2 separate regions of the Homo sapiens genome follow, and region 2 is linked to region 1. A link is a loop called in an ENCODE intact Hi-C map of the cell type or tissue named here. Cell type or tissue: ascending aorta. All regions are shown on one strand. Links, peaks and the distances in the headings refer to the core of each region. The heading gives the core; the rest is flanking DNA.

Region 1 (15,163 bases), core at 4,884-9,883:
CAGTGAGGGGTGTGGGCAGCACTGACAGTTGGGCCAGGAGGAGGAGTAGGACCCAGAAAAGGGGTCAGACAGCCAGAGGGGCCAAGGGAGGAGAGCGGGCAGTAAGTCTACACTGCTTCTGAGGTCAGAGGGAGCAGGGGACCTGGAACCTCAGACATGACCAGTGACTGGTTCCAGAGAGGCCAGATGCCTGGGGATTCAGGGACAAGGGCAAAGGTGGTGGGAGCGCAACCGAGGGAGGGGACACGCAGGCTGGCAGGGGGGCAAATGAGGGGGCAGAGAGGGGGAGGTCTGCCCCACACCCCTGCGCCCCTGTCCAGAGGCCGCCCGACTTAAATGGAGGTGGACCCTTTCCTGACTCTGTGGAACCTGTTCCATTCCTGCCTGTAGCTCATGATGCTGATGTGGTTTTGCCTCGTTGCAATTTTCTCCACACTGTAGAATCTCCTGTAGAATCTCCTTGTAGCAGATTCTTCTCCTCCTCTGCTCCCCTTGGACACCAGCGGGCTCTGCGGGTCTGGGGAAATCTTTGTCCTGAGCCACCCTTGCCTCCCAGGAGCCCGCAGTTGTCTGGGGCAGCATGCTCACTGCAGGAAGTGAGTGCTGTCTGAGGAGAAGAATTTGCCAAGTTCTCAGACTAAGAGAAGGTCACTGGCCTGGGGTCTGGGGAAGTGCATGGAGAAAATTCCTCTGAAGTGGGCCAGGAGGGCAGATGTCACCGGGGGAAGGGTGGAAACACAGCAGAAGTGAGGTCTCAGAGGTGAGGGGACTGTGCTGTGCGGGATGATGCGACATTGGCCCCCACTGTGGGGGACAAGCTGGACTCCAGCTGGGACCCATTTTGGTACCTATCAGACAAAGCCAGGGAAACCATGGGACTTGGAAGTGGGGAAAGAATGTGGAGGATGCGTCTTTAGACAGGCCCTGAGGGGTGTGGAGGGAAGTGGAAAGAGACCCAGAGACTGACCCAGGGTTGGAGACAGGGAGTTGGAACTGAAAGACATTTGCCCAAGAATCTGTAGACAAATTGAATGGCTGGGGGTGTGGCCAGCTGACTTCACACAAAGAGAAAGATAAAAGTGATTTTCTTGGGGTCAAGAGAGGATGCCAAATTAGAAGACAGGTCTCTGAACTCCTGGAACCCGATTACCAGGATGTCTGTGGTTAAAAACCTCGGACAGAGCCATCCATGCAGATGGTGGAATGGGAACAGGCTTAATGCCAGGGTTGCTCTCACCCCCGGCCCAGCTGGAGAGAGGCCCTCTGCATGTTTGGAAATGCTGGCCTCTAGGCACATTTCTATCCTTTAAAGAGAGAATACACACGTGTTCCAGCTTTGCTAGTGGTCCCTCCCCAGAGGCTCCACATCTCAACAGCCCAGGCCCTGGGATGGGGAGCAGAGGACCTGGCCCAACCTGTAGGGCTGCGGATGGTCTTGGGACCGTGGCACATTCTTGGAGGCCTGGCATGACTGAGATCAGGTATTTCACCTGCCTGGGGAGAGATGGGGGCTTGAAGTCTACACTGAGTTGGTTTAAAGAAAGAGAAGAAATGCGCTACTCTTGCTCACCTGTTTGTGGACTGTTTTAAAAAGTGGGGGTTGGGGCTGTTTGAAATTTGCCACCAGAATGACTCACTGACTTTATTTCTACCCCAACCTCTCCCTACAGTCCGTGGACAAAGGATGATTTGGCTTTTCAGAATGAAAGGCCGGGAGTGCTAGTATCTATTGTTTTGTTGTCCAGAATTCTTGTCCCTCTATTTTCTGCATACAAATCCACGAGTCATGTCCCCTCCTCTGTGGAGCCTTCTCTGCCTTCCCAGAGGGCTCTTGGCCTCACATGACCTGGTATGTTCCCGGTAAGAAGCCATCTGGCCTGGGGCTGCAGTCTGTTCCCAGAGCTTGCCTCCCCACTTAGTTGAACTGCTGAGGAGCCGACGCAGCCCGTGGTCCATTTGTGTCCCTAAGCCCAGGAAGGACTCTAAGATGCTCCATAATGAAGTGCTGAATGAATGGCTCCAGCGGGAGGGAACTTAGCTGGCTCTGTATTTCATTCAAATCTTGAGTCCATGGCTCTGATACAGTCCATTCTAAGGTACCGTTTCCCATTTGCCTGAAGGATTATTTTACACGTGGGGTTTCTTCATGACTCAGTTTCTGGGCAGTAGCCAGCAGGCGCTCCGGGTTAGAATTCCTGTGGAGGAGGACTTCTGAGCGCCATTCTGACCTCCTGGCCTGCCCTGCGGAAGTCAGACAGGCTGAAATCTTTCTTAAGCTCTTTAATTAAATCAAGATTTTTTTTGTTTTGGTCTTCAAATTAGTTTGCCAATGCCGATTGTCAAAACTTTAAACTGTTGACAAAAAAATAACTATGTGGCTATACCAGCTAAATCTCATCTGTGACTTTTAAATATAGAAAGCAGGAAGACAAACATCTGGTAATAGAGGTTGTGTTCTGAATGGGCGGTGGCCAAAAAAAAAAAAAAAAAAAAAAAACCCAAAGAAGCATTAGTCAGAGTCTAGAAAAATAGTGTGTTACTTTTACCAAGTAATATTTAGAGACAGGACTGAGGAGGGAATGTAAGACATCTGTTAAAAAGCAGATTTTTTCCAAACACAGTCCTTTAGAAATTCTTAGGAAAAACATTTTAAATAAAAATAAATTTCAGTTCATTTAAAGATATTTTAGATTGTAAAAACAAAGCTCCTACTGTAAAAATATTACAACTCATAGAGGTTTGCTGAAGATTCAGAATCAACAAACATCAGAACTCAGTTGTGAGCTAGAAAATTTTTTCTAACTTTAAAAAATAATACAGTTAATATGTCGGCACATTTGTGCCATAAAAATTCAAATGATAGTTAAAGCTCAAGTTCCCCTTGTATATAACAACCCTTCCCAGAGCCCTCCCCAGAGAAAACCACCATCATTATGTTACAGTAGGTAGTCAGGCAGACATGAGCAGGGCAGGAGAGGGCCTCCAGGGGTGGGAGGGAATGTCAGGCAACCATCAGGTGATGGTCAGGCGGTTATTTATTTATTTGAGACAGAGTCTCACTCTGTGTTGCCCAGGCTGGAGTGCAGTGGCGCGATCTCAGCTCACTGCAACCTCCGCCTTCTGGGCTCAAGCGATTCTCCTGCCTCAGCTTCCCAAGTAGCTGGGACTACAAGCATGTGCCACTTCGCCTGGCTAATTTTTGTATTTTTAGTTGAGACGGGGTTTCACCATGTTGGCCAGGGTAGTCTTGAACTCCTGGTCTCAAGTGATCTGCCTGCCTTGGTCTTCCAAAGTGCTGGGATTACAGGCATAAGCCACCTTGCCCAGCCAAGAGATAGTTTAAATTTAAAAAAAAATTCTCTTATTTATTTCTTTTTCTTTCCCTCTCTGTTTCCTGCTTCCTACTTTGGCCTTCAGAAATGCAAATATAATCTTCACCTCCCCTCACCAGACACTACCTACAAGGCAAATTCATCTAACTATGTGCTCCAAGACAGTTGACAGTTGATTTGCAGACTGAAACATACCCCATGGAACTCTCACCTCCAGGGGATTGCCTCAGAACTTGTACCCATGCAGAGGGCATGTCAAAAGCATGCTGGTGTGGCCACGTTTACAACTTATTTTTGCCCAAGAAGGTGCCAACTCAACTGTTGGATAGATAAGTCACCAAGCTAGCATTGGGACCCCCTGCCCATGCACACTTCACCCCCTACCTTTCTTTTTTTTTTTTGAGACAGAGTCTCACTCTGTCGCCCAGGCTGGAGTGCAGAGGCGTGATCTCAGCTCACTGCAACCTCCGCCTCCTGGGTCCCGGTTCAAGCAATTCTCCTGCCTCAGCCTCCCAAGTAGCTGGGATTACAAGAACACACCACCATGCCTAGCTAATTTTTGTATTTTTAGTAGAGACGGGGTTTTCCCACGTTGGTCAGGCTGGTCTCGGATTCCTGACCTTGGGATCCACCCGCCTCGGCCTCCCAAAGTGTTGGGATTACAGGCATGAGCCACTGCGCCCGGCCCACGGCCTACCTTATAAAAGTTTTCTGCTCCAAAAGTGAAGCAGCACATTTAAAGTCACGGCGCCTTGTGCCTCTTTCCATAAGCTAGCTTTGGAATAAATTCACTTGTTTTGTACCAGATCTCACTTTGTTAATTGGATACTGTGTGTGGCAAGCAACTAACCTGCTTTTCAGTTATGATCATGCCTCCTTCCTCTCCCTTCCCCACCTCCAGGCAACCACAGATCAGCTATCTGTCACTACAGATTACTTTGCATTTTCTAGAGTTTCATATAAATGAAATTACAAAGTATATAATTCTTTTTTTGTCTAGAGTCTTTCACTCAGCATAATTAGGTTGAAATTCATTCCTGTTGTATGTGTTAATAACTTATTCTTTTTAAATTGCTAGATAGTATTTCACCTATTTTTATAACCACAGTTAGTTTATCTGTTCACCTGTTCATGGATGTTTGTGTTATTTCCAGTTTTTGGCTATTCCACATAAAGCTGCTGTGAACACTCATGTACAAGTCTTTGTAGGGATATATGTATTTTTTTTCTTTTGGGTAAATGCCTAGGAGTGGAATTGTTATTGGAAAGGGATCCTGATCCAGACCCCAAGAAAGGGTTCTTGGATCTCTCGCAAGAAAGAATTCGAGGTCAGTGCATAAAGTGAAAGCAAGTTTATTAAGAAAGTAATGGAATAAAAGAATGGCTACTCTATAGGCAGAGCAGTCCTGAGGGCTACTGGTTGCCCATTTTTATGATTATTTCTTGATGATATGCTAAACAAGGGGTGGATTATTCATGCCTCCCCTTTTTAGACCATATAGAGTAACTTTCTGACATTGCCATGGCATTTGTAAACTGTCATGGTGTAGGTGGGAGTGTAGCAGTGAGGGTGACCAGAGATCACTCTTGTTGCCATCTTGATTTGGTGTTTTAGCCAGCTTCTTTACTGCAGCCTGTTTTATCAGCAAGGTCTTTATGACCTATATTTTGTGACTACCTCCTATCTCATCCTGTGACTTAGAATGCCTTAACCTCCTGGGAATGCAGCCCAGTAGGTCTCAGCCTCATTTTACCCAGTTCCTATTCAGGATGGAGTTGGCTCTGGTTCAAATGCCTCTGACAGAATGGCTGGATCATATAAGGTATTGCCAAACCATTTTCTAAATGGATTGGGCCATTTTATATTCCCACTGGAAGTGGATGAGAGTTTCCATTTCATTATATCCTCATCAACACTTGGTATGGTCGGTCTTTTAAATTTTAACCATTCTAAAGTGTGTATTTCTCTAAAGCTAATGACGTTTTAATTTGCATTTCTCTAATGACTAATAGTGCCTATTTTCATGTGTTTATTTATCAACTGTATATCTTTGTTGGTCTATTCAAATCTTTTGGACTCTTAAAAGTTTGGGCTGCTCTTTTTTTCTTACTGTTGAATTTTGAGAGCTTTCATATAGTCTGGATGCAAGTCCTTTAACAGATATATGCTTTGCAAAGATTCTTTCCTAGTCTGTGGATTGTCTTCTCGTTCTTCTCATAGAGCAGTTAAGTTTTTTTGTTTTTGTTTTTGTTTTCATTCTCTCTCAGTGTCTTTTGAGGAACAAACTTTAAATTTTGATGTAGTTCAATTTACCAACCTGTTCTTATGGATTGTACTTTTGGTGTTGCATCTCACAAATCTTGAGCTAACCCAAGGCCACACATGTTTCTCTCATGTTTTCTTCTAAAAATTTTATAATTTTAGATTTTACATTTAGGTTTATGATCCTTTTTGAGTTGATTTTTTAATATGGTGAACGATATACATCCAAGTTCTTTTATATATCTATAAATGTCTAATTGTCCCAGCACCATTTGTTGAAAGACTATCTTTTCTCAGACAGGTGAGGTGGCTCACGATTGTAATACCAGCACTTTGGGAGGCCAACGTGGGAGGATGGTTGAGGGCAGGAGTTCAAGCCTGGCCCAGTCAACCCAGTGAGACCCTCATATCTACAAACAAAACAAAACAAAAAATCACTATCCTTTCTCTACTCCTTTGCCTTTGTACCTTTGTCAAAAATCATGTGTCCATATATGCATGGGTCTTTTTCTAGAATCCTTATTCTGTTCCATTAATCTATCTATATACCAAAACCACTCAGTATTGATTACTGTAGTTTTATAATAGTTCTTGAAATCAGGTAGTGTTAGCCCTCCAATTTTGTTCTTTTTCAAAGTTGTCTTGGTCATTCTAAATCCTTTGCCTTTCCACATGAACTTTATAATTAGCTTGTCAATTTCTACAAGAAAAGCCAGCTTGAATTTTGATTAGCATTGCAATGAATACATAGGTCAATTACGGGGGGAAGTTGACATTCTAACAATCTTGAATCCTCTGACTCATGGACAAGGTGTATGTCTCCATTTATTTAGGTCAGTTTAATTTCTTTCAGCAGTATTTTGTAGTTTTCAGTGTATGGATGTAGTGAGTTGAATCATAGCCCCTGCCCCAAAATATGCCCATGTCTTAATACCCAGGGTCTGAGAATATGACCTTATTTGGAAAAAGAACTCTGCAGATACAATTAAATGTCTCAAGATGCAGAGCTCACTCAGAATTCTCCAGATGGGCTCTAAATCCAAAGACATGTTTTTGTAAGAGAGATACAGAGGAGAAAGACAGAGGGAGGAGAAGATGACGTGAAGATGGAGGCAGAGATTGGAATGATGGGGCTACAAGCCAAAAAATACCAAGGAACATCTGAAGCCAACAGAAGCAGGAAGAGGCAAAGAACAGACTGTTCCTTAGAGCTTTCGCAAGTACTGCAGCCCTACCGACACCTTGATGTCAGACAGACTTCTGGACTCCAGCACTGTGAGAGAATAAACTGTTGTTTTAAGCCACCCAGGTGGTGGTAATTTGTTATGACTGCCCTAGGAAATGAATAAAACAGGTCTTTCACATTTTCTGGCAGATTTATCACTAGTATTTTATCTTTTTGATGCTATGGTAAAGGACATTGTTTTGTCAATTTCAATTTTGGATTGTTCATTGCCAGTTTATAGAAACACAGTTGATTTTTGTATGTTGACCTTGTATCCCTCTGCTTTGCTAAGCTCACTCATTTGACCTAGTAGCTTTGTTTTTCTAGAACCCATCAGGTTTTCCACATAGACAGTCATGTTTGAGAATAAAAATAGTTTTACTTTCTATTCTCCTTGTCTTTTATTTCTTTTCTTGCCTGATTGTGTTAGCAGTGGCAAATCTGTACAGGTCCGCAGCAACCTCATTTCTTGCCTCCTCAGAAGAACTTGTGTGAGGGGCATAAAGCAGAATGAGAGACGGAGGCAAGTTTTAGAGCAGGAGAGAAAGTTTATTAAAAAGCTTTAGAGCAGGAATGAAAAGAAGTACTCTTGGAAGAGGGCCAGGCGGGCGACTTGAGAGATTCAAGTGCACAGTTTGACCTTTGACTTAGGGTTTTATACACTGGCATACTTGTGGGGTTGTGCATTGCTTCTCCCCTGATTCTTCCCGTGGGGTGGGCTGTCTGCATGTGCATTGGCCTGCTAGCGCTTGGGAGAGGCCGCATGTGCAGTGTGTTTACTACAGTCTATGCATGCTCACTTCAGGTGTTTTTCCTCTACCAGTCTAGCATTCCTAGAGGAAGGTCATATACCAGTTAAACTCCACCATTTTGCCTCTTAGTGCACATGCTTGAGCCCACTCATCCAACTCTTGAGATCTTATTGGGAAGCTGCTGATCACCAGTTTTAGGTGTTTCTGTCTATTGGGAAACTGTCTTTCCCTGGCACTGGCTGCAACCAATAATTATTTCAGAGAGACAGTTTAATAACTGCCTGGCCATCAACTGATGGTCACCTGGCATTCCTGGTGGGAGTGCCTCTCCTGCCCTGCTCATGTCTGACTGGCTACCCACTGTAACAACTGCACTAGTGAGAACCTCCAGTGCAATGCTGAATAGGAGTGGCAAGAGCATGCATTTTGGAACTGCTCCTGATCCTATGGGATCAGCGTCCAGCCTTTCATCATTACTAGGTACAATGGTGCCTGTAGGTTTTCTGTAGCTGTCCTTTACCAGATTGAGAAAGTTCGTATTACCAACTTGCTAAGAATTTTTATCAAGAATCTTGTTGGATTTCATCAAATGCTTTTTCTGCATCTTAAGATTATCACATTTTTGTTTTCTCAGATTTGTTAACATGATAATTTTCTCATGAATGAAGTGCTCATCTGAATACTCCAGGGTGTCTCTCTGCAGATCCTTGGGAGTTTCTGCCAGTGTGTCTCTCTCCTCTCTAGACTCTGCTCCATCAACTCAAGCTGCCTCCATCAACTCAAGCTGCCTTGGTCTCCCAGGCCCTCAGCTCCATCTTCTCAAGTGCAGGAATCTTCCAGGCTCTGCCTCTGTTCTCTCTTTGCCACAGTCTGGAAGCTCTCTCCGGGTGGTAAAGCTGTGGCGATTGTGCAGTTCACAGTGTTTTTTCTCATCTCTCAGGGATCACTGTCTTTCATTGCCTGAGGTCCAGTGTCTTATATACTATTGCTTTTGTCATTGTGTGTGTTTGCTTGTTTCAGGAGGGAGGTTAAGTCCAGTTCCTGTTACTCCATCTTGGCTGGAAGGGGAGGTCATATATAGTTTATGTAAGTTTTTTCAAAATGATGTTATACATATTGCTGTTTTCTAGCTTTGTATTATGGAAAATTTCAAATGTATTCAAACATAGAGAAAATAGAATAACGAATCCCAATGTATTCGTCACCCAGCTTTAACAATGATAAATCGATGGCTAACCTTGTTTCATCTATAATTCAGTTCACTTCTCTGCCTATGTCCTTATCTCATGAGGACACTTCCCCCTACCAATTTTGAAACAAATTGCCCACACTGCATCATTTTATTTGCAAATAACTCTGTATCTTTAAAATTTATAACTTTTAAAAGCAAATGATCGGCTGGGTGCGATGGCTCATGCTTGTAATCCTAGCATTTGGGCTGCCGAGGGTGGCAGATCACTTGAGGTCAAGAGTTTGATACCAGCCTGGCCAACATGGTGAAACCCCATCTCAACTAAAAATACAAAAATTATCTGGGCATGGTGGTGTGTGCCTGTAATCCCAGCTACTCAGGAGGCTGAGGCAGGAGAATTGCTTGAACTTGGGAAGCAGAGGTTGCAGTGAGCCAAGCAGTGCGCCAGTAAGGACCAAGATTGCGCCACTGCACTCCAGCACAGAGTGAGACTTCATCTCAAAAACAAACAAACAAGAGCAAATGATTATCATTCTTTAATATAATAAAATATCTAGCTGTTGTCATTGCTGTTTTACAATAGTTTATTCATATCAGGATCCTCACCAGGTCTACACATTGTATTTGGCGGATAGCTCCTTTTCAATTATTGATTCCTTCCTAGTCTCTCCCTTGTAATTTATTTATTGAAGAACGCAGGTCATTTGTCCTGTAAAGCTTCTTAGAGAATGGTTATTCTGGTTGCATCTCCATGTTGTCTTCAAAGTGATTCTCTGTCCTCTGTTAAACTTACAGTTAGATGTGATTCAGTTTCCAGTTTTGGGTGAATATTTCAGAGGCTGTCATGTATATTACCATCAGAAGTTTATAATGTATTATTGTATCTCTCTCTCTCTTTTTTTTTTGAGACAGAGTTTTTCGCTCTTATTGCCCAGGCTAGAGTGCAGTGGTGCAATCTCAGCTCACTGCAACTTCCGCCTTCTGGTTTCAAGCAATTCTCCTGCCTCAGCCTCCCAAGTCGCTGGGATTACAGGCACCCGCCACTACGCCTAGCTAATTTTTTTGTATTTTTAGTAGAAACAGGGTTTCACCATGTTGGTCAGGCTGGTCTGGAACTGCTGACCTTGTGATCCACCCACCTTGGCCCCCCAAAGTGCTGGGTTTACAGGCTTGAGCCACTGTGCCCGGCATTGTGTCTCTTTTGTAGTGTTCTAGTAGCATCCTGTGCACACTCCTGCCATAGTACAGTCATGCACCTCATATTTGTCAGCTCAGGCTACCCCAGCAAAATACCACAGACTGAGTGGCTTAAACAACAGAAATTTTATTCTCATAGTTCTAGAGGATTAAAGTCCCAGAGCAAGATCCGGCAGGGTTAATTCCTGGGGAGGGCTGTCTTCTTGTCTTGTAAATGTCCACCTTCTTGTGTCCTCACATGGTGGAGAAAGACCTCTGGTATCTTTCTCGTCTTATAAAGGCACCAGCCCTATCAGATTACGAGCCCACCCTCGCTTTATGAGCTCATTTAACCATAATCACTTCTTCATAGGCCCCATCTCCAAATATAGTCACATGGAGTTTGGGGTTTCAACACATACATTTTGTGGAGACACAAACATTCAGTCTAATATATACCTTAAAACTTTCTTAAAAATAAACTTTTAAAAATAATATTTGCAGGTTAAGAAAAGTTGCGAAGATTGTACAGAGAATCACTCTATACTCCTGACCCAGTTTCCCTATTATTAACATTCTATATCACCATGGTACCTGTATCACAACTAAGAAACCAACATTGGCACATTGTTATTAGCTACATGTGATGCTTTATTTAGATTTCGTCAATTTTTCCTCAATGTCTTTTTTCTGTTCCATGATCCAATCTAAGATGCCACATTACATTTATTCATTCTGTCTCCTTAGCCTTCTCTGGTCTATGACAGTTTCTCAGACTTCCCTTGTCCTTGATCACCTTGGTAGTTTTTGAGAAGAACTTCCCAGACATTTTGCAGAATGTCCTTCAATTTGGGGTTGCCTGATGTTTTTCTCACAGTTAGTCTGGGATTACGGGTTTGGAGAGGGAGGCTGCAGAAGTGGCATTCTCATCACAATATATCATGGATACATGCTATCGACATGACATTACTGAGGACGTTAACCTTGATCATATGGCTGAGGTAGGGTTTGTCAGGTTTTTTTCACTGTAAACTTATTCTCTGTTCCCACAACCTCACTTCAATACTCTATTGTTTGGAAGCCAGTTGCTAAGTGCATCCCCCATTTGGGTAGGGCGGAGAGGGAATTAGCTACATAAATTAATATGGAATTATTCTGTCCAGGCAATTTATCTAATCTCCCCCACTTATTTCATGTTGAAACATTTATTTATATCTATATGGACCCATTGATATTTACGTTACACCTTTTGTATAGCTCATGCACCATACAAAAACAAGTAGTGAGCTAGATTGGCCTGCAGGCCATAGTTTTCTGATCCCTAGTCTAGAAGACTCCTCAGGAAGGACTCATTTGAACAATATTCAATTAAGTTATTCTACTGTATGAGTCCATTCTCACACTGCTATAAAGAACTACCTGAGACTGGATAATTTATGAAAAAAAGAGGTTTAATTGACTCACAGTTCTGCAGGCTGTATAGGAAGCATGGCTGGGAGGCCTCAGGAAACTTACAGTCATGGCCAAAGGCAAAGGGGAAGAGAGCACGTCTTAACATGTCAGAGCAGGAGAGAGAGAGAGCCAAGGGGGAGGTGCTACGCAGTTTCAAACAACCAAATCTCGTGAGAACTGACTATAATGAACACAGCAAGTGGAACATCCGCCCCCATGATTCAGTCACCTCCCATCAGGCCCCTCCTCCAACACATGGGGATTACAGTTTGACATGAGATTTGGGTGGGGACACAGAGCCAAACTATATCATCCATGTTCATGTAAGTTTGTGGTCTTTACATATAAAAGGGTTGCACTGGCTGAATAGAAAATCTCTTTTCCATTTCTGTAAAGAAAGACTATTGGGGCCGAGGCAGGTGGATTACGAGGTCAGGAGATCAAGACCATCCTGGCTAACATGGTGAAACCCCGTCTCTATTAAAAAATATAAAAAAAAAATTAGCTGGGCATAGTGGCGGGCACCCGTAGTCCCAGCTACTCTGAAGGCTGAAGCAGGAGAATGACATGAACCTGGGAGGCAGAGCTTGCAGTGAGCTGAGATCATGCCACTGCATTCCAGCCTGGGAGACAGAGCAAGACTCCGTCAAAAAAAAAAAAAAAAAGAAAAAAGAAAGACTATTGGAATTTTTACAGAAATTGCATTTATTCTGTAGATTACTTTGGATAATATTTACATCTTAACAAGATACTTGTATCAGTCTGTTCTCACATTGCTATAAATAAATAACTGAGACTGGGTAATTTATAACAAAAGAGGTTTAAGTGGCTCCTAGTTCCACAGGTTGTACAGAAAGCATGACAGCATTTGCTTCTGAGGAGGCCTTGGGGAGCTTTTACTTATGGCAGAAGACAAAGCTGGAGCAGGAGGAAGAGAGAGAAGAGGGAGGTACTACACATTTTTAAACAACCAGATCTTGTGAGAACTCACTCACTGTAGAGTACTGAGGCTGGGATGGTGCTAAACCATTCATGAGAACTCTGCCCCTCATGATCCAATACCTCCTGCTAGGCCCCACTTCCAACACTGGGGATTACAATTCAAGATGAGATTTTGGTGAGGACAACATCCAAACTATATCATTTCACCCCTGGCCCCTCCAAATCTCATGTCCTACTCACATTGGAAAATACAATCATGCCTTCCCAACAGTCCCCCAGAGTCTAAACTTATTCCAGCATTAACTCAAAAGTCAAAGTCCAAAATCTCATCTGAGACAAGGCTAGTCCCTTCTACCTATAAGCCTGTAAAATAAAGACCAGGTGAGTTACTTCCAAGATACAGTGGGGGTACAGGCATTGGGTAAATACTCATGTTCCAAAATGAGAAATTGGCCAAAAGAAAGGGTCTCCAGGCCATGTGCAAGTCTGAAACGCAGAAGGGCAATCATTAATCTTAAAGCTCCAAAATAATCTCTTTTGACTCTGTGTCTCAACTCCAGGGCACACTGGTATAAGGGTAGACTCCCAATGCCTTGGGAAGCTCCACCTGTGTGGCTTTGTGGGCGTCAGCCCCCATGGCTACTCTCACAGGCTGGTGTTGAGTGCTTGCAGCTTTTCCAGGCATATAGTGCAAGCTGTCAGTGGCTCTACCATTCTGGGTTTGGAGGATGGTGGCCCTCTTCTCACAGCTCCACTAGGCAGTGCCCCAGTAAGGACTCTGTGTGGGGGCCCCAACTCCACATTTCTCCTCTGCACTTCCCTAGTAGAGGTTCTCCATGAGTGCTATGCCCCTGCAGCTGGCTTCTGCCTGACCATCCAGGCTTTTCCATACATCCTCTGAAATCTAGGTGGAGACTCCCAAGACTCAACTCTTGCACTTTGTGAACCCACATGCTTAACACCAAGTAGAAGCCACCAAGGCTTATGGTTTGCATCCTCTGAAGCAGTAGCCAGAGCTGTACCTGGGCTCCTTTGAGCCATGGTTGGAGTTGGAGTGGCTGGGATGCAGGGAGCAGTGTCCTGAGGCTGTGCAGGACATTGGGACCCTGGGCCTGGCCCACAAAACCATTCAGTCCTCCTAGGCCTCCCAGCCTGTGATGGGTGGGGCTGCCACAAAGTTCTCTGAAGTGCCTTTAAGGGCTCTTCCCCATTGTCTCTGTTATTAGCATTTGGCTTCTTTACTTTTGCAAATTTCTGTAGCCTGCTTGAATTCCTCCCCTGAAAATGAGCTTTTCTTTTCTACCAGATGGCCAGGCTGCAAATTTTCCAAAATTTTTTGCTTTGCTTCCCTTTTAAATATGAGTTTCAGTTTCAGGTCATTTTTTGCTCACACATATGAACATAGGTTCTTAGAAGCATCCAGGTACCATCTTGAATGCTTTGCTGCTTAGAAATTTCTTCCAAGGCTGGGCGTTGTGGCTCATGCCTATAATCCCAGCACTTTGGGGGGCCAAGGCAGGTGGATCACTTGAGGTCAATTCGAGACCAGCCTGGCCAACATGGCAAAACCCCGTCTCTACTAAAAATACAAAAATTAGCTGGGTATGGTGGTGCATGCCTGTAATCACAGCTACTCGGGAGGCTGAGGCATGAGAATCGCTTGAACCTGGGAGGCAGAGGCTGCAGTGAGCTGAGATCCACTCCAGCCTGGGTGACAGAATGAGACTCTGTCTCAAAAAAAAAAAAAGTTCTTCCACCAGATAACCTAAATCATCACTCTCAAGTTTAAAGTTCCACAGATCCCTAGAGCAGGAGCACAGTACAGCCAAGTTCTTTGCTAAAGCATAGCAAAAGTGACCTTTACTCCAGTTCCCAATAACTTCCTTATTCCTGTATGAGACCTCCTCTGCCTGGACTTCATTTTCCATATCACTATCAGCATTGTGGTTGCAACAATTTCACAAGTCTCTAGGATGTTACAAATTTTCCCTCATCTTCCTTTCTTCTTCTGGGCCCTCCACATTCTTCCAACCTCTGCCTGTTACACAATTCCTAAGCTGCTTCCATGTTTTCAGGTACCTTTATAGCAATGCCACACTTTTCAATACCAATTTTCTGTATCAGCCTGTTCTTGCATTGCTATAACGAAATACATGAGACTGGGTAATTTATGAGAAAAGAGGTTTAATTGGTTTACAGTTCCACAGGCTATATAGAAAGCATGGCAGCATCTGCTTCTGGACAGGCCTCAGGGAGCTTTTATTCATGGTGGAAGGCAAAGCTAGAGCAGGTATCTTCACATGGCCAGAGCAGGAGGAACAGAGAGAGGGAGACAGTGCTATATACTTATAAACAACCAGATCTCGTGAGCACTCACTCACTATATGGTACCAAGGGGGGATGGTGCTAAACCATTCATGAGAACTCTGCCCACCATGATCCAATCACCTCCCATCAGGCTCCACCTCCAACACTAGGGGTTACATTTCTACATGAGATTTGGGCAGGGAGAACATTCAAACTATATTAACACTTGAGTATCTGAAATCATTGTCCTCTGGCCTAGTGTTGCTTTTGAAAAGTCTGATGTCAGTCTGGTATCATTTCCCTTATAAATGACTTGGTCTTTTTCTCTCTGATTGTCCAAAGGTTTTTTTTTTTTTTTCTTCTCCCCTTTAAAATCCAACAATTTTACTAGAACATTTCTCATTGCTGGCCAGCTGGGTTGATTTTCCCATGTAAATGGAGTAACTTTTCCGTATACAGTTTTAAGTCTTCTTTTATTGAACAACACTTTTTGTTGCATTATAGCTTTTTAACATTTATTTT
Region 2 (15,163 bases), core at 5,368-10,367, 100 kb after region 1:
ACATTGCTACCTTATTTATCTTCAACCCTTGCCTTTAAGAGGCAAATGAACACAAAACACAGGTGAATCTTGCTTGGTTCTGACACAGTGAAGGAATTTCCCCAGTATTTAAATATATTCACATAACTAGTTATATAAATCTAAATATAAAACCAAACTCCAGTAAGTTTTAAGATGGCACTCACCATCTTTGTGAAAAGTTGAACATTACTAATGAAGTCTAATTATATTTTTAGAAGGGGTAAACAGTGATAGCATTTACTGAATTGGAATTACTATTAAAATTCAAACACTGAACATATTCATTTAACCACAAGCCAGTCTTAAATCAGTTTTAAATCAGGACGGCCCAATAAAATATTCTGTCAGTAATTCACGATCTGAATTCTGGTGTATGAGATCTATTAAAGTATGGTACACATAAAAAAGTCATGAGACATTTGTAATAAATAAGGCAGTGGTCAATAATTACTCACTAGTAGCTTTTTTTGAGATAAGCTATCATTTTTCTTTCTGCCTTCTTCTTAATGCCAGCAAAGATCATTTTTGTTCCAGGGATGTACTTCTTGGGATTCTCCAAATACTCCATCAGTGTATCCTCTCCCCAGGTGATGCCTTTGTTTTTATTGGCGTCTGTGTAAGAGAATCCAACGGCCTGACCTGTCTTCTGCCCGAAGAGACCATGGAGATTATGCTCAGTCTTATGCTTGCCTCCCTTTTCCACGGTGTGTCACTGGGCACACTTCTGAACAAAAATCTTCTTGCCCTTCTCAACATCACCCATATTTAATTCTTTTTTGTCGCTGGCGCAACGAAGGTTCCTACCCCGAAGCCGGACGTCCCACTCTCTCAAAACAGAGATAATTTAATAGTCAAATATATTTGCACATTAACAGTAGATCATTCTGAAGAATGATTAGCCGTAGAACTTTCTGAAGAGTTAGCTGAAAAGCTCTGCAAAGAAGAGAACTTAAAGTGCTAACTATATATCTGACTGGATAACTTTCCTTCAGCGACTTCCCCAATAGAACCCTCGTACCCTGGGATTACGGGACGGGAATGGGGCAGGAATTAAGGACCGAAAGGGGCAGGAATTAAGGATGGAAAGGAGCAGAGAAGTGGATTTTGTTCCTGGGTTCCAGTTTGGGTTTCTGAATTTATCCTGTACAGTAATTTATTAATAGTATTCTTCTGGTCCCTGTTCTAGAAAAAAAAAATTCTGTTTAAAAACAATCATGAGAGTAAAAAGCTACTTACTTACCATATATTATTAGATTAAAAATTACAAGCTACAAAAGAGAACATATCTCATTTTTATAAAAGAAACACACACATACACATATATAAAATAAGTACACATATAAAAGACTGGAAAAATATAAACTAAAATATTAACAGGGTGGATTATGGGTGGTTTTTATTCTCTACTGATATTTTCTAAATTTGACAATACATATTACTTTGAGAAGAAAACAATGTTATTTTTAAAAGACAATTATACTGCAAACTTCTTGGGAAACAGTATTGGGAACAGAATAAAATAAAAACAGTCACAACACTAATTAAATAGGCAATTTAATTCCTAAAACAGAAGACTCAAGGAAATGGAGAAAATGTAAATTCCTAGAATCTTTTCCACCTAAGAGTTGAATTAGTCTTTATAAGGTATAAAAGTAACACATTAAGATTGACTGCAAAGGCAAGATTCTAAATGAGAAAATATTTCCATGAAAGCTAACATTACCTAGATCTTCTTAAGCATATAAAATTTGGCCATGCAATCTTGTAGTAGATCCATTTAAACCATTACAATGCCTGGCACATAGTAAGTGCTCAAAATTTAATAAAAGAATGTTCTGAGTTCAAACCATATAGGACAAGGTAACTTTCCTTTTGAAGGGTAGATTGCTACAAATTACCGGATAAAACAGGCGTCAAGGGAACAAATGGTGCTGCTTGAATTGTAATGTATAGAAATGACTCTTAGAGATGAAAAAATGCAACTCTGTTCCCTGGATTAATTATTTGTGAGTCTTCTAACCATTCTCCACCTATAGTAGCCAACTCCCTCTGCTGTGCACTGCAGCATCCAGCCAGGGAAGTCTAATCCAGAGATTGATACTTACTCATCCCACATAGAACAGAGAGGAAGTATTCTTTTGTAGCCACCAGAATCAGAGCAGGTTATGGCCTTGTGGTGGAACTTATCACTCAAAAAGTTACGGGTTAATATCACAAGGTTTACCATCCAAGAACACAATGGTTAGGTTTTAAAACATGACAAAAAATTAATCTAAATAAACCCACGCATATATGTTCAATATTTGACAAAGGTGCCAAGAGTACATGATGGGGAAAGGATAATCTTTTAAATAAATCGTGTTGGGAAAACTAGATACTTACATGAAAAAAAATAAAAGAAACAAACAGGACTCCTATCTTACACCACTTACAAAAATTATATAACTCAAAATGGATTAAAGACTTAAATCTAACACCTAAAGCTGGAAAACTCTGAGACAAAAACAGAGGGATAAAGCTCTTTGACATTAGTCTTGGCAATAATTTTTTGGATGTGACACTAAAAGCAGTCAACAAAAGCAAAAATAAAAAAGGTCTACAACAAACCAAAAAGATTCTGCACAGCAAAGGGAAGAATCAACAAAATGACAAGACAACCTACAGAATGGGAGAAAATGTTTGCAAACCATATATCTGATAAGGGATTAATATCCAAAATACATCAGGAACTCATACAACTCAGTAGCAAAAAAAAAACAAAAAAAAAAACAAATAATCCGATTAAAAATGGGCAAAGGACCTGAACAGACATTTTTCCAAATAAGACATACAAATGGCCAACAGGTACATGAAAAAGTGCTCAACATCACTAATCATGAGGGAGTGCAAATCAAAATCATGAGGAGATATCACCTCACACCTGTTAGGATGGCATTACCAGTAAGTCAAAAGATAGGTGTTGGCAAAGATGTGGAAAAAGGGGAAACCTTGTGTCCTGTTGGTGGGTATGTAAATTGGTATAGCCATTACAGAAAACAGTATAAAGTTTCCTCAAAAAATTAAAAATAGGACTACCACTCTATTCGGCAGTCCCACTTCTGGGTATTTACCCAAAAGATTTGAAATCAGTTGAAGAGATGTCTGCATGCCCACGTTTATTGTAGCAGTATTCACAATGGCCAAGTTACGGAATCAAACTAAGTGTCTATCAACAGATGAATGGATAAAGAAAATGTGGCATATATACACAATGGACTACTATTCAGCCTTAAAAAAGAAATACATTCTGACATTTGCCACAACGTGGATGGAATAAGAGAACTAAGAGACCATTATGCAAAGTGAAATAAGCCAGGCACAGAAGTACAAATACCACATGTTCCACTTATATGAGGAATCTAAAACACCTGAACTCATAGAAGCAGAGAACAGAATGGTGGTTACCAGAAGCTGACAGCTGGGAGGAATAGGAAGATGAAGGCAAAAGGGTACAAAGCCTCAGTTAGACAAGAAGGATAGGGTTTTTAAAAATTGAGATCTATTGCACAGTGTGGTGAATATAGTTAATAACAGTGTATTACATTATATTGCAAACTTCTTGGGAAACAGTATTGGGAACAGAATAAAATAAAAACACAGTCACAACACCAATTAAACAGGCAATTTAATTCCTAAAACAGAAGACTCAAGGAAGTGGAGAAAATGTAAATTCCTAGAATCTTTTCCACCTAAGAGTTGAATTATAAGGTATAAAGTAAACATATTACTATTGACTGCAAAGGCATGATTCTAAATGAATCATATACATTTTAAAATTGATAAATTTCAAATGTTCTCATCACAAAAAATAAGTACGTGAGGTGATGAATATATTAATTAGCTTGACTTAGTTATTCCACATTGAATTAAACCACAGCATCATTTTGCACCCCATAAATATATACAATTATAAACTGTCAATTTAAAATAAAATTTAAAAAATTCAGAGAAACCACTGAGAAAGATTATTGGGGGCACAATTTTCTAATAAAGTGTCCATATTAATTGTTCTTATACAGAATGATTTCTAAGAAAAATGACATCATAATTTCTTAGAAGTTAAGCAGAAAAATTACCAAAACATTGATACTTTAATGGAAGAAATGTAAATTACATCCCTTGGATAAACTGTAAAACATTTCAGACCTAGGAAATCTTTAACTGTGTTCTCATTTATTTTCCTTAAATCTCTGTTTTCTTTTCTGTTTGTTTGGTTTTTTCTGAGACAGAGTCTCACTCTATTGTCCAGGCTGGAGTGCAGTGGCATGATCTCGGCTCACTGCAACCTCCGTCTCCCAGGTTCAAGCAATTCTCCTGCCTCAGCTTCCTGAGTAGCTGGGAGTACAGGTCTGCATTACCACACTCCACTAATTTTTGTATTTTTAGTAGAGATGGGGTTTCACCATGTTGGCCAGGCTGGTCTTGAACTCCTGACCTCAGGTGATCCACCCGTCTCAGTCTCCCAAAGTGCTGGAATTACAGGCGTGAACCACTGTGCTTGGCCACAAATCTCCCATTTTCTGACACAGCCTAATTTCAAAACCTTAATTAAGACTTAAGAGTTTAAGATAATTTCCTAATATTTTTTCACAAATTTAAACTCAGTGAGGAACATATTTTCTTACCATGTTAAATTCACTGACATTATTCAGTTTTACTGTTTAAGCATTTATCAAAATCTGTAATTACTTTATTTGCTTACTATCTTTTTCTTATATAATTTATTTTAGGTTAGGGACCTTGTCTGTCTTCTTTACAGTTATATTGTCTACATCTACTATACTGCCTGGCACATGATAAGTGTTCATAAATATCTGCTAAATTAACAAATGGATGACTTTGGTCATAGAGAGCAAAACCTGATAAGAAACTAGATAGTCAATTTGCCCTTAGTTTTCTCAGCAAAGTTTTTTAAAAAGATGGCCCACTATTTTTTTTATGAATTTTTTTATGTCTCACATACAGTTAAGTGCTCCAGAAAATGCATCTTTTTGGAAATCAAAATGATCTTAAATATTACAGCAGGATAGGAACTCATAAATTTGCTCTAAAGAGAGTGAGAGAGGAAAAAAACTAATATTAATAGAAAATAGTTGTGCTTAGCACTCTACTAGGGCTTTACACATGCTGTCTCATATAAATGTCACAACCCTGGAGGCACTGTCCCCATTTTAAAGATTAGGAAAGTGAGAATCAGAGAGGAAGAACTGAGAATCAGAGAGGACGTCACCAGCCCGAGGTCACATAACTAGAAAGTACTGGAATTGGGATTAGAACACCGGTTCTTCCTTAAACACACTTTATTTCCTGTACCCCATGTTGCCTCCACAGAAACCAGAAAAATGAAATACAACTTTTTCAGTAACAACACATGAGGTACGTGAAACGATCCAGATAATAATTGCAAAGAAATGTTTTGATTATTCAACTTACATCATTTTTAGAAAAAGAAATATATAAGTAACTTATATAAAACATGATTCTGAAGAAACATTTCGATGTATACATTTTCCCATCCTCTATACTGCTTAATTTAGAACAAAGAAAATGTCTGGACTTTGAGGCAGTTGTTGGTTTTGAAAAAGGACGTGCAGGCTGGGGACGGTGGCTCATAGCTGTAATCCCAGCACTTTGGGAGGCTGAGGCGGGAGATTACTTGAGCCCAGGAATTCAAGACCAGCCTGGGGAACATGGCGAAACTCCATCTCCATAAAAAATACAAAAAGTAGCTGGGCGTGGTGGCACACAGCAGTAATCCCACCTACTTGGGAAGCTGAGGTGGGAGGATTGCTTGAGCCTGGCAGGTTGAGGATGCAGTGAGCTGAGATTGCACCACTGCACTCCAGCCTGGGCACCTGAGCGAGACACTGTTTCAAACTTAAAAAATAAATAAATAAATAGAGAAAAAGAAAAAGGATGTGCTTTTAAGAGAACTGTGAGGCCAGGTGTGGTGGTTCATACCTGTAATCCCAGCACTACAGGAGGTCAAGGATTAATTTAAGCCCAGGAGTATGAGACCAGACTGGGCGACAGAGTGAGACCCCGTCTCAAAATAAATAAATAATAAAACTTTAATAGTAACTTTCAAATAAATGCCTTGAACCTAGTTTTCAAGGAGGATCAGAATATCACAGAAGGAAGCTCATTTTAAAAAAGCAAAGCAAAATTGTCAGGACTGTCTCAAAATGAGAGCTGTTCCACAGGATAGGGTGCTGTCTCCTAAACCTTGGTTTCCTCCAACAAAAGATTTCCTTCCAAAGCTTGAATGGTCACTTGTCTGGAAAAGGAGATGGAATCTCTGTTTGGGAGGAGAAATTTGAGCCCCTTGGGTACAACCCCACGAAGACTTTGGGATTGGGTGGGAAATTAGACTAGAACAATTGTTCTTAAAATGGTCCCTGGGTCACCAATATGGGAATCATCCTAGAAGGGTGTGAAAATGCAGATCCTCCAGCCCTGTCCCTGATACTGAATCCTCATTTCTGGAGTGGGAGCTGAGATTTTGCATTTTTAAAAAGCCACAAGGTGGAATTCTTGTGCACTAAGAGGTCTGGACACAACTGGACAAGCTGGGAGCCAACAGGATGAGTGGGTGGTTTTGGAGCCACATAGACTTGGATTTAAATCCCAGTTCTTCCATTTAATATTAATAGCTCTGACTGTGACACGTCACCCAAACCCTCTGAGCTTGTTTTCCCACACAGTAAATGAAACGACACTTTGTTGTGGAGATCAAATAAAATTGTGTGGACATATGTATGTGTGTATATATGTATGTACCTGTACGTGTGTGTGTTAACAGTGCCTGGCATGGAACATTTATAAGATGACCTCTCGGAGTTTTCCGGTTCTCAATCTATGAATGCTAGTATGTTTTAATCCTTCCACATACATAACTATCGCAGGATCATCTGCTTATCCACCTCCCTAAAGCAGTGTTTCTCAACCTTTTCTTGATTTTCCCCCTCTCCTCCCAGGAGACGTTTTAGACATTTTATTTCCGAATCTGCTAACCCCATAAAATTTCAATGACATAGGTATAACGTATATCTGCTTGTTTTGAGGCTCTTTGGAAGGCCACAAAGGACGGTAATATCTACGATCTTTTTTCCCCCTAAGAACATGAGCAATATCACCCATGTTGAGAATGCATGTCCGAGAGATAAATGACTTGGTCAAGGTCACGTGACTAATTTAGTGGCAGAATTAGACCTAAATTAGAGGTCACAAACTGGCAGACTAGAACCAGCTTATAAATGTCTTTTGCTTGGCTTCCAGTGTTTCTTCTTTTTTTTTTAATTGATTGCCAACATTTACAAATCAAGAGATTTCACATAAAAATCCCGATATTCAACTTCTCATGAAAAATCTGAGATCGCTTCCAGCGGCAGTTGAGAGGCACTCGCCACCCCAGAACGTGGGGGTTCTCCCAGCATCTCCCAGCCTGGTCCCTGCAGACATCTGAATGTGAGACCCTCAAATCCAAGACCTTTAAACTTTAGTTTCAAGCTCACGACCCTCAGTGATTTGCCTCCACCACGCATCACTTAATATCTAGACGTTTAAAAAAACAAATCTGAAAGAACCATACTGAGTGTGCGGCTAAACTAGCTGCGAATTCCGAACCTTTTCCCGCTCGAGATTCCAAGCCCTCGGCGCCGGCTGGGGTCAGCAGGACGCGCCGTCCGTGTCACAAGTCGTCTGCGGTCGGCGGACCAGGGCGCGGCCGGCCCGGAGACGCTGCCCCGCGGAGGGTCTGTGGGTAGCGGGCCCGAGGGCAGCCTCTGCGCACCCTCACGGCGCGGCACCGATCCCTGCTGCTCCCGACGCGCCCTGGAGGCAGAGGGGTCCCAGCCCAGCCCGCCGGACAACGTCCTGGGGCGAGCGCCTGGGCTGCTCCCCGTGGCGGGGCGCCCCTGCTGAGGCCGCGTCCCCGGCGCTGCCCTCAGCGCGCCCGCCCGCCAATGTCAGCCGCCACACGCCGCACGTGACGTGTGCTGGCCAATGGAGGCCTGAAGCGGACCGTGACGAGAGCGGTGGCTCTGGGCATTTTCGAACGGGCGCGGGCGGTGAGGGAACCGTGAGGGACGCTGAGGGGATGGCGCGGGTGCGGAAAGGGGACCCTAAGTAAGGGGACGGCGTGAGGACGGCTAGGGGACGGCGCGAGCCAAGAAGGACGGCGGCGGAGCTGGCTGCAAGCGCTCCCCGGCCACAGGGTCGAGAAGAGTGAATGGAGGAAGAGCCAGGAGAGCCCTGGAGCACCGCGGACGGAACCCAGCGACTGGCCGCCTCTCCGGGCGCGCTTCCTGTGTTGTTCCTCCTGCTTCTACTGGTCCTATCGTCCCAACTCTTACGGCGTCGCGGCCCCAGGTGGTTCGTCGCGGCCCCAGGTGGTTCAGAGAAATCCGAGGAGCAGAATCTGGGTGAGAGCAAGGCCCAGCAGTTTACAGAGTGGCTGACGGGGTTTGCCTGCGTGTAACAGGAACCCCCAGATTCCAGTATCCTAAACCCACGAGGGGCTTTTCCCCTCTCCCATAAAAGAAAGTGGGAGGAAGGTACCTAAGGTCGTTCGGCTCTGTCATCCCTACACCTGGCTTGTGTCCACCAATTTGCCTTATGGGCCAAAATGGTAGTTGGAGCTCCAGCCATCACATCCTTATTTTAGAAAGGGCCTTTCTGGAAGTCCCACACAAAACCTTCTAACTACATCTTACAGACTCGAATTTAGTATCATGACCTCTCAGAGCTGGAAACTGTAATCTTAACTTGGCACATTGATGCCCTTAAAAATCTTTCCAAAATGAAGGGAAGAATGAATTTGATTAAGCAACTAGCAATCTGCTGCATCTTGTTTTTTCACCCTCGCAAGTGGTCTTGGGTCTCATGGCTCAGTAGAAGTAAGTCCTTCCCCTGCATGTGCAGAACAACTCACTAGGCAAATACATACTCTGTGGCAGACCCTATACTGGATACTTTACATATATTTTCACATTTAATCCCTCTAGGTAGGCATTACTAGCCCCATGTTGCAGATGACACTGGAAGATAGAAATGGTGACAAACTGTGAATGCAGAGAGGCTGTTAGATTGACCAGATGGTCTGATACCAGTTGGCTGCAGAGTTGCAAGCACATGGACCTAAGAATGTAATTTTCTGTACCGAGTCCACAAAGGCCACTCTGCCTAAAGCTGACAGGAATCAACAAACAAGATGAAGCTACCATACTGCCCTGTGGCTCAGGAAGCGGGCCCCATATAATACACCAATGCAAAAATAGTGTGACATCTAAACACCAGTATGGTAATGATGTAAAAAATTTGTTTTAGTAAGCAGCAGATGAAAAGACATTTGAAAACGTTGACTTGGTATTTCTCAGCACTGTCCTACAGAGAACAGTGCCCATACTTGGGCTTGTTAATAAGTAATGGAGACTGGGCATTGTGGCTCAAGCCTGTAATTCCAGCACTTTGGGAGGCTGAGGTGGGCGGATCACATGAGGTCAGGAATTTGAGACCAGCCTGGCCAACATGGAGAAACCTCGTCTCTACTAAAAATACAAAAATTAGCCAGGCGTGGTAGTGCACGCCTGTAATCCCAGCTACTAGGGAGGCTGAGGCAGGAGAATTGCTTGAACCCAGGGGGCAGAGGTTGCAGTGAGTGGAGATCGCACCACTGCACTCCAGCCTGGGCCACAGAGCAAGACTCCATCTCAAAAAAAAAAAAAAAAGTAATGGATTGGTTTCATACATTTAATAAACAATGTCTTGTGTATACTTGTGCTGCACTAAGCATTAACAATTCCAAGGTGAATTAGACGTTACCCTGCCCACAGTCTATGGGGAGACAGACAAGTATAAAAACAATTAGAACACATCATGATAACGGTATTTGGGCGGTGTGGGAGACATGAGAAGAGTATCCAACCTGGCTGGAGAGAGGGAAAAAGAGGGATTTTCGTTAGAGAAGACTTTCTAAAGAAATGGTGATTGACCTGAGTCTTGAAAATCAAGCTTGAGCGGATCAAGCTAAGTAAGTGGAATGGCAGTCCAAGCAGAGGGATCAGATAGTCTAAAATTATGTTGATGTGAGAGAAGCCAGCATATGTGACACTGGCTATGAAGAAAGTGGGGGTAGAAGAACATATTGAGGAGTTAGTGTCCTGTCATGATGGATCATGTGTGCCATGCCAGGGAGTTTGCATCCTTTGGCCATAGCATCCACTCCTTCCCTTGCTTTGGGGAAACTATTTCTTCACCTTGTGTGTAGTCTTGGTGGCATTATTAAGATGCCTTGTGTTCCCCCAACTAGTGGATAGATGGATAACCCTAGTTAGGCCAACCAGATTATCTGCCAAGGGTGAGAGGGAAAGTAGTGGGATAGGAAGTTGAGAGTGTTTAAACATGCCCCCCTTGGGAGGGGATGAGATTTCATTTGGATCCATGAAAAGATTATTAAATTGGATAGAGAGCACAATCAAGGATAGAGGTCATGTGTGTGATGTTTTCTTCAGCAAACTCAATAGCACAGAGTCTCTAGTTGATTTTCACATCTTACAACTGGATATAAATACTGTATTCCAGCCATTTGAAAGGTGTATTCTATAGCTATTAGGATTATATTTTGTAACCAAAAATTAAATGACTTTAGTATTTTAAATAAGCATTGTATGGGAAATCTGGACTATGTAGACCTCATTCCTCTACTGTAACTTGGATGGTTATTCCACAAATTTGAGTAATATGTGGGTATTACTTTCATTCCATGTTTACCTAACAACCTTCTTGGAGTTCCAACTCAATAACAACAGGATCCCGCAGTGGAAAAAAAAATCACTGTATTATTTATACATAAATTATTTAGTTATACATAAATTCTTTAGTTTTCTAAATTTCTAAGGGCTTAAAACTGTAGCATCATTATGACACAAAAATTACACATCACAGATAAACTCTCTTCCCAAGGTTTTGGATATTGTTTTTTCTTTAAAAATGAAAATACATCTATCTTTATAATATACATGTTCATTGAAGATAAGTTTCAAGAAAGGCAGAAAAGTATGAGGAATACACCTAGTGGTTTACATTGTCCAAGACATTTTTCTATGAACATTTATTTAAATATAAGTTTACTTTAAAATAAGATCATATCATACGTACTGTTTCATAACTTATTTTTTACGTAACATATCTTAGACAGCTTTGCTGAGTACCACAGACTTAATGGCTTAAAACACCACACGTTTATTATCTGTTTCTGTGCATCATCAGTCCTGTCACAGTTTCTGTCAACAGATTGCAATTCAAGTACTGGCCAGGGCTACAATCTTATCAGAAGCTCAACTGGGAAAAGATCCACTTCCATGTGCCCTCAAGTTATTGGCAGAATTCATCTCCTTGCAGCTATAGACAGGTCACCATTTTCTTGCTGACTATCAGCAATGGGCTGCTGTCAGCTTCTAAAGGCCACCCTCAATTCTTTGCCTCGTGGTCCTCTCCATAGACCTCAGAAATGGCAGCTTACTTCTTCAAAGCCAACAAAGGAGAGAGAATCATTATAATTTTTAATGGTAACATAATATTCCACTATAGGACTGCAACATAATTTATTTAACTATCCTCTATGGATACTAGGATATTTTAAATTTTTCATTATAAACAGCATTACAGTAAATGTCCTCATGCATATACCTTTGTGACTTCTCTGATTATTTTCTTAGGATAATACCCAGAGTGAATTGCTGAGTCAGATGGTATACTTTTTAAATCTTTTTTTCTTTGCATATTGTAAAATAGCTATCCAGAAAACTAAGCCCATTTATATTTCTAAGAATGTTTGACAATGCTGGTTGGTATGCATAACTTGCCAACATTGGCATTACCCATAAGTTTAATATTTGCCAATCTAATGAGTGAAAAAAATATTTCTTATTGTTTTAATTTGAATTTGTTAAATTAGTGAACTCAAACATATTTTTATGTGTTTACTGGACATTGTGTTTTTTGAATTATCTTTTCATGACTTTAGCCCATTTTGCAATTGTGAAAGCACTTTGTATGTTAAGTGCCCTTTGTTTGTGGATTGCAAATATGTTTCCTAGTTTATTTATGTTTGTTAATATTTTTGTTATTTTGTTTCTAGGGGATAATTTTGTTTATGGGGGATTTTTGGCCATAAAAAGTTTTTAGTGTTTTTTGAAATCAATTCTATTGATTTTCCTGATGCATTCTGCCTTTGATGGCATGCTTAGAAATGTCAGAGGGGGGCAGCCAAGATGGCCGAATAGGAACAGCTCTGGTCTACAGCTCCCAGTGTGAGCGATGTAGAAGACAGGTGATTTCTGCATTTCCATCTGAGGTACTGGGTTCATCTAACTAGGGAGTGCCAGTCAGTGGGCGCAGAACACTGGGTGCAGTGCACTGTGCGTGAGCCGAAGCAGGGCGAGGCATTGCCTCACTCGGGAAGCGCAAGGGGCCAGGGAGTTCCCTTTCCTAGTCAAAGAAAGAGGTGACAGATGGCACCTGTAAAATCAGGGCACTCCCACCCTAATACTGCGCTTTTCCGACGGGCTTAAAAAACGGCACACCAGGAGATTATATCCCGCACCTGGCTCGGAGGGTCCTACGCCCACGGAGTCTCGCTGATTGCTAGCACAGCAGTCTGAGATCAAACTGCAAGGCGGCAGCGAGGCTGGGGGAGGGGCACGCACCATTGCCCAGGCTTGCTTAGGTAAACAAAGCAGCCAGGAAGCTTGAACTGGGTGGACCCCACCACAGCTCAAGGAGGCCTGCCTGCCCCTGTAGACTCCACCTCTGGGGGCAGGGCACAGACAAACAAAAAGACAGCAGTAACCTCTGCAGACTTAAGTGTCCCTGTCTGACAGCTTTGAAGAGAGCAGTGGTTCTCCCAGCATGCAGCTGGAGATCTGAGAACGGGCAGACTGCCTCCTCAAGTGGGTCCCTGACCCCTGACTCCCGAGCAGCCTAACTGGGAGGCACCCCCCAGTAGGGGCAGACTGACACCTCACACGGCCGGGTACTCCTCTGAGACAAAACTTCCAGAGGAACGATCACACAGCAGCATTCGCGGTTCACGAAAATCCGCTGTTCTGCAGCCACCGCTGCTGATACCTAGGCAAACGGTCTGGAGTGGACCTCTAGCAAACTCCAACAGACCTGCAGCTGAGGGTCCTGTCTGTTAGAAGGAAAACTAACAAACAGAAAGGACATCCACACCAAAAACCCACTGTACATCACCATCATCAAAGACCAAAAGTAGATAAAAGCACAAAGATAGGGAAAAAACAGAGCAGAAAAACTGGAAACTCTAAAAAGCCGAGTGCCTCTCCTCCTCCAAAGGAACGCAGTTCCTCACCAGCAACGGAACAAAGCTGGACGGAGAATGACTTTGACGAGTTGAGAGAAGAAGGCTTCAGACGATTAAACTACTCCGAGCTACAGGAGGAAATTCAAACCAAAGGCAAAGAAGTTAAAAACTTTGAAAAAAATTTAGACTAATGTATAACTAGAATAACCAATACAGAGAAGTGCTTAAAGGAGCTGATGGAGCTGAAAGCCAAGGCTTGAGAACTACGTGAAGAATGCAGAAGCCTCAGAAACCGATGCGATCAACTAGAAGAAAGGGTATCAGTGATGGAAGATCAAATGAATGAAATGAAGCGAGAAGAGAAGTTTAGAGAAAAAAGAATAAAAAGAAACGAACAAAGCCTCCAAGAAATATGGGACTATGTGAAAAGGCCAAATCTATGTCTCATTGGTGTACCTGAAAGTGACGGGGAGAATGGAACCAAGTTGGAAAACACTCTGCAGGATATTATCCAGGAGAACTTCCCCAATCTAGCAAGGCAGGCCAACATTCAGATTCAGGAAATACAGAGAACGCCACAAAGATACTCCTCGAGAAGAGTAACTCCAAGACACATAATTGTCAGATTCACCAAAGTTGAAATGAAGGAATAAATGTTAAGGGCAGCCAGAGAGAAAGGTCGGGTTACCCACAAAGGGAAGCCCATCAGACTAACAGCAGATCTCTTGGCAGAAACTCTACAAGCCAGAAGAGAGTGGGGGCCAATATTCAACATTCTTAAAGAAAAGAATTTTCAACCCAGAATTTCATATCCAGCCAAACTAAGCTTCATAAGTGAAGGAGAAATAAAATCCTTTACAGACAAGCAAATGCTGAGAGATTTTGTTACCACCAGGCCTGCCCTAAAAGAGCTCCTGAAGGAAGCACTAAGCATGGAAAGGAACAACTGGTACCAGCTGCTGCAAAATCATGCCAAATTGTAAAAGCCATCGAGGCTAGGAAGAAACTGCATCAACTAATGAGCAAAATAACCAGCTAACATCATAATGACAGGATCAAATTCACACATAACAATATGAACTTTAAATGTAAATGGACTAAATTCTCCAATTAAAAGACACAGACTGGCAAATTGGATAAAGAGTCAAGACCCATCAGTGTGCTGTATTCAGGAAACCCATCTCATGTGCAGAGACACACATAGGCTCAAAATAAAAGGATGGAGGAAGATCTACCAAGCAAATGGAAAACAAAAAAAGGCAGAGGTTACAATCCTAGTCTCTGATAAAACAGACTTTAAACCAACAAAGATCAAAAGAGACAAAGAAGGCCATTACATAATGGTAAAGGGATCAGTTCAACAAGAAGAGCTAACTATCCTAAATATATATGCACCCAATACAGGAGCACCCAGATTCATAAAGCAAGTCCTGAGTGACCTACAAAGAGACTTAGACTCCCACACAATAATAATGGGAGACTTTTAACACCCCATTGTCAACATTAGACAGATCAACGAGACAGAAAGTTAACAAGGATACCCAGGAATTGAACTCAGCTCTGCACCAAGCGGACCTAATAGACATCTACAGAACTCTCCACCCCAAATCAACAGAATATACATTTTTTTCAGCACCACACCACAACTATTCCAAAATTGACCACATAGTCGGAAGTAAAGCTGTCCTCAGCAAATGTAAAAGAACAGAAATTATAACAAACTGTCTCTCAGACCACAGTGCAATCAAACTAGAACTCAGGATTAAGAAACTCACTCAA

What was found. Hi-C counts contacts between places; a loop is a spot of excess contacts. Peaks named below come from ENCODE experiments on the same cell type or tissue, not always from the same donor. Only the 100,000 strongest peaks of a DNase experiment are listed, where the experiment ranks them.
Region 2: it touches region 1 in a loop (2.6-fold over the local background); 1 of 110 quality-filtered maps calls a loop at or near these places.

Annotation. Positions count from the first base shown.
Region 1 is chr9:94,127,083-94,142,245 of GRCh38, reverse strand. No RefSeq gene overlaps it. Among named protein-coding and RNA genes, the nearest start is that of MIRLET7A1HG, 32 kb to the left of the region's middle. RefSeq lists an enhancer at 975-1,144. In ascending aorta, for the core only: a CTCF peak has its summit at 6,891; a DNase peak (open chromatin) is centred at 6,805; H3K27ac peaks cover 4,246 bases.
Region 2 is chr9:94,023,651-94,038,813 of GRCh38, reverse strand. It overlaps a transcript of PTPDC1 not described here and the pseudogene CYCSP24. Among named protein-coding and RNA genes, the nearest start is that of PTPDC1, 53 kb to the left of the region's middle. RefSeq lists a silencer at 7,723-8,142 and an enhancer at 8,413-8,462. In ascending aorta, for the core only: no CTCF peak of the experiment used is centred there; a DNase peak (open chromatin) is centred at 8,073; H3K4me3 peaks cover 2,446 bases; H3K27ac peaks cover 1,176 bases.